Linked DNA regions of Mus musculus: region 2 is linked to region 1. The links are chromatin loops, found by intact Hi-C in ENCODE. Cell type or tissue: heart. All regions are shown on one strand.

Region 1 (2,500 bases):
CTCAAAGAACACACATGGGGAGAATGCAATACAGCAAACAAGAGAGAGCACCTAGAGAGAAGACATGCCCATGAGGACACTGAGGGGCAGTACAGGTGACCCTGGCAAAGTCAACACTGACAGCACTAGAGAATAGGAGATGGTGCTGGCTGCTCCCATAAACTGCCGGCCCTTGGAGGGTGCTAGTCACAGGCAGGTATGGTTCTGAGGGCTTTAAAGGAAGTAAACCAGCCGATACTTGTGATGAACATGGAGCCCTGGATGCAGAAGTTTAGTTTGTCCCAGCTCTTCTGGCATCAGGACCTTGTGACACTAGACAGGTGACAAAGCCTGTGTGTATTTTAAGGTCCTGAGTAACTCAGGATGTGTGTTAATATCAGCTGATCTAGAGAAAGGACCTCAGACTCTGGAGACCTCAACCTAGATGACAACTCAGCAGGAGCACCAGGCTCACATCCCTCCACCCACACACCCATCCTTCTATGTCTCAGATCCTACGTGAAGCCCTTGCGTTGCCCAACACTCCAGCCTGGCCCTCATTCCCTTCTCTCTCCCTCTGGCTCTCACGTCATTAACAAAACTCCCCAGACCCTTGCAAATCCCCTAAAGCAGGACTGTCCCAGGAGACAAATGGTGGATTTAATAAGCTTCCCCTTAAATGGCCTCAATCCCTTCCAGTTGATTAGGAGGAGAAAACACCGGACTGCAGGACAGTTCCCGGGCAGGAGGTGAGGGAGGGAGAATAAAGAATGTCTCCCAGCTCCCGGGCCTCGGGGACCAAATTAAGAAAGCAGGCACCACTTACTCAAAATCAGATGAATGTCAGCGGAATGTTTGTCAAACAAACTTGTCATTATTTGTCACAATTTGAGGACGTATCCGTCAGTCGTCACACTGGAGCGTGTAACAGCTATTTATAGCTGCCAGCCGAGAGTTTTAACTCATGCAGGGCCAAGGCTCCACAGTATAAACAGATTTATTTATAATGATTGCGCAGCTATAAATAGTTTGGTTTGGGGAGCGTCGAAGAACAGCTCTGGAATGTTCTGCCAGTGCCAGCGGCAGGAAGGCTGACAGCGGGAGATGAACCCTGCTTTTTGTTTTGTTTTCTTCTTCTTCTTTGGAGACTCTTTATGTATGTCCTTGGTCACACCCTTCCTCAATGTCTCTTCTGGAAGGGGAGTGGTGTTCCTCTGCATTCCCAGGAGATGGTAGAAGTTACTCACTTAATTAACATCTGCCCCAAGATCCTCCCTTGAAAGGGAGTCCAGGCCGGGGCTTCGCCTCCTTTGTGCCTATTCGTGGACAATGAACTAATTACAGTCTCTTTTCTCCCGCAGGGTTGGGGGGGGGTGTTATCCTGTTATTCCAGCGAGAAGGCAACTCTCCAAAGGCTTGTTTATAGCTTCAGATTTAATTTGAATGGCTGTGTCCTCTCTTCCAAAATAAGAGGTTATCAGAAATGAACTAGTTTCTCATGTCAGCAGGACCCCAGCTGAGGATTAAAGAGTAGGGGTGGGGGGAGGTGCTGAGGAGAGGGACGGGAACACGCATGTATAAACTGTACATGGAAAACACATAGTTGCATCAGTGTAAAATCCGATCATTATAACATTTGGCACAGGGGCAATAGCGATCCACTAGCCAGCCTGCACCCCTGCCCTCAAGAGCACATACCTATTTATCACATTGAAATGTCTGCTGTCATACCTCTTTCTAATGCCATCTGCCAAAGTCATCCGCTCAGTTTTCATGCGGCTGGCCTCAATCTTATTTTGCATACACACACACACACACACACACATATACATACATAAAGAAAAGGTGTGTCCTGGAAAAAAATTTATTGGATCTTAATTTGCAAGATTAGTTCTGGTTCATTTTATGGCTGTAATTTAATACTCATAATGATTTTCTGACACATATGTTTTAGCAGCAAGCTCTCCCTCCTATTCATCTTTCATTTCGATACAGCTCTAAAGTAGATTAGGCTGGATGGTACGCGTCAGGGAGTGTGGCACCCCGAGAGAAACTGGCATCAAACTGCTGCGGCTGCTCCAAGCTGGCAACAAGGCTCAGCTGGGCACAGGGGATGGGATGGCAGAAGCAAGAAGCCCAACTTCGAGAGCCATCATTATCAGCTATATCATCATCATCATTACCATCACTAGTGTAATTCTTTGAGGACGGCTGTAAGTCAGGCCCTATGTAATCAAAAGCCGCTGAGTACCTCTGCAGGTAGTATAGCTTATGGGTACAAACCGATAGTTTAGTTCTCTGGATGTCAAAGAGGGGGAAGGCTCTGGAAGGTTCTGCCAAAGCCAGTGACAGGGCAGGTAGACATCAGTAGCAGAGAGATGAATCCTGTGAGTCTTTGTCCTTTCCCTGGAGTCCTCAATGCTGCAGGACCCTAGGTGTGGAGGCCCACGTTTGGCGAAGGCAGGTTTCCTTTGACAGTCTCTCTGGGAACCTAAGTTATACATTTGCAAGAATGTACACA
Region 2 (2,500 bases), 54 kb before region 1:
GTGTGTGTACACAGATGCACGTGTCATGGCATTCACATGGAGGGCAAAAGACAACCTCAGATGTCAGTCTTTGCTTTCTTTCTTTGCTTGAAACAAGATTTCTTGTTCACTTTTGGGTACACGAAGCTCATTGGCTCCCGAGCTTTCAGAAGTCCTCCTGTCTCTGTCTCTCATCTCCCCATAGGAGGGCTGGGATGTTCACTACTGTGCCCAGTTCTACATGGGCTCTTGCAATCCAATTGGAGTCTTCACACTTGCATAGCAAGCTACTTGTTCACTGAGCCACAAGTCAGAGATTTCTAACATGTCTGAACAACATAAGATTTGCATTTAGAATCATTCAGAAAGGAGAAACTGTTTTAATCAATGCTGCTTCATGACCTATTGGTATAGCTTCATCATCCTGCCTTATAATCCAATTTTAGTCATGCATTTAACTTGAGCAATACTAGTGTTGAACCCATATCATAATCATAATATCTTCTACCAAATATTACCATGCCCTTTAATCTACTTGTACCATAAAGTAATATTTCTTAATCCACTTTAAAAATTCTTTACTTCTGTAAAGATAAATGACTTTCCCAAATCTTGGGTTTGGCATGCAGTAGAGCTTGAATTCACACCCAAGTCTCTTTTTTATAGTCATTTTGAGTATTATAACTTTACTGTCTGAAATATGTACTTAAAACTTCCTTTCTTCCCTCCCACCATCCCCTCTCTTTCCTTCCCTCCTCCTCCTTCTCTTCTCCCTCTGACGATCCTGCCTCTCTCATTGTTTATGGAGACAGGGTCTCTCACTGTAGTCAGCCTGGCCTCAAACTGTGCAGGCTGGCCTCGAACTCATGGCCCTCTTCCTGCTTAGCCTTTCAAGTCCTCACAATTTCAAACACACTATATCCCTAACTGGGCTTCAGTAGTCACGTTTCAGTGCCAAATTTATTTCCAAAGGAATGCGCCTCTAATTTTATAATGGCACGTATAAATGAGAAATAAGGGGCTTATGGAATTTTGCTTCCCTGCCAACTCTGTGGGAGAGGCGTAAAGAGTTCTAAGTCTAGGATTGGAGCACAGACACAAAAGGCAGCAGCTGCTGTTTCCTGTAGGAGGCATTTGGAGGATCCTGACAGGATCTCACAAACCCCGGGCTTTGCAGCGGGGCAGTTATTGAAGGTAGAAGACAGGACACATCCTACACCCACAGGATGAGTTGACTCCTTTACTCAAGTCCTGTGGGCGACCTAAGTAGTAACGACAACACCATGTGAAACTAGGATGCGGCTCCCATGTGATCTTTTTCCTTTTATATGAAACAAAATAAGAGAATTCCAGGCCAATTTTTCCAGCGCTAAAATAAAGATGCCAGAAATAAATGGCAGCTGTTTAGCCATGTACAGCAACACCGTACAACAGTTCGGGACGGGAGGCAAGGATGAATTATGCTGATAGGCTGTGAAGTGGCGTGTTATTTGTGCCTTTTTCTTCCAGCCATCCTTCTTGCCTTCTCCATTACCCAGTCATTTTTAAATGATTCAACTGGAAAAAAAATGCAAAACGGCTCAATCCATTCATTTTCTTTATGTGCCCTTAAAATAAAACACCAGAGCTGTAATTTGCTAATCATATTTCATCACTTGTGACAATCGCTGCATCCAGCTATGGTTGGGGAAGTTGCTGAGCGTCTGCCTGGCTGTCATTCTAGGAGGAAGGCCCATTTTGGCAACAGAAGAATGTGTGGACAAGAGCCATTCACAGCATCGCTGATTCTATACCAAAAACGTAAGGCCCGGGAGAGGTTTGTTTTATCTTACAGCAGTTCTCCGTTTCTTTATGTCAGTGATGTATATTATTAACCTAGATGCTCAAAACAGTGTTTTTATCCATCCCATTGGATGAAAGCCGCGTGAATTGTATAAAGTGAAAACTTCCTTTTGTGGTGGTTCTAATTTCATCGGAAAATATCTGTATGGGTGTATCTGTTATTGTTCTCTCTGCTGTGAGCAAAAACCTGGTGGGATGCAACTCAGGGGAGGAAAGGTTTATTTTGCAAGGGTCTGAGTGTCGGTCTATCCTGGCAGGGAAGGCCTGGCAGCAGGAGGCTGCCTGCTTGCTTATATCATGGGGGATGGTGACAGAGAGATCAATGCTGGCTCTCAATAGGTTTCTCCCTCTGTGCATTTTTAGTCTGTACAGTACCTGGAATGGTGCCATCAACATCCCAGGTGGGTCTCTGCTCCCCAGCTGACCCTTCCTGAGTATTCTCACAGACACGTGCAGAGATGTCTCTCCTAGGTGACAGATGACGAGTTCAGTCAGGCTGTCTGTAAAAGTTAACCCTCACAGTCAGTGACTTCAGCAGTGGTCCGACTTCAGCAGTGGACTGGCATCGCGGTAAGTAGCCAGTGTGCTTGACACCTGATTAGTCTGTGATGCTGATGCTGCGGTTGACATCTCTAAGAATCCATCCTTTTCCTCGGAAGGCTGTCATACGCACGAACCT

The links. Hi-C counts contacts between places; a loop is a spot of excess contacts. Peaks named below come from ENCODE experiments on the same cell type or tissue, not always from the same donor. Only the 100,000 strongest peaks of a DNase experiment are listed, where the experiment ranks them.
Region 2: a loop joins it to region 1, with 4 times the contacts of the local background. A loop is called at or near these places in 6 of 42 quality-filtered maps.

Annotation. Positions count from the first base shown.
Region 1 is chr13:44,227,454-44,229,953 of GRCm38, reverse strand. No RefSeq gene overlaps it. Among named protein-coding and RNA genes, the nearest start is that of A330076C08Rik, 12 kb to the right of the region's middle. In heart, a CTCF peak has its summit at 1,209; a DNase peak (open chromatin) is centred at 1,213; H3K4me3 peaks cover 903 bases; H3K27ac peaks cover 1,996 bases.
Region 2 is chr13:44,281,726-44,284,225 of GRCm38, reverse strand. No RefSeq gene overlaps it. Among named protein-coding and RNA genes, the nearest start is that of Gm29676, 23 kb to the right of the region's middle. In heart, no CTCF peak of the experiment used is centred here; a DNase peak (open chromatin) is centred at 1,105.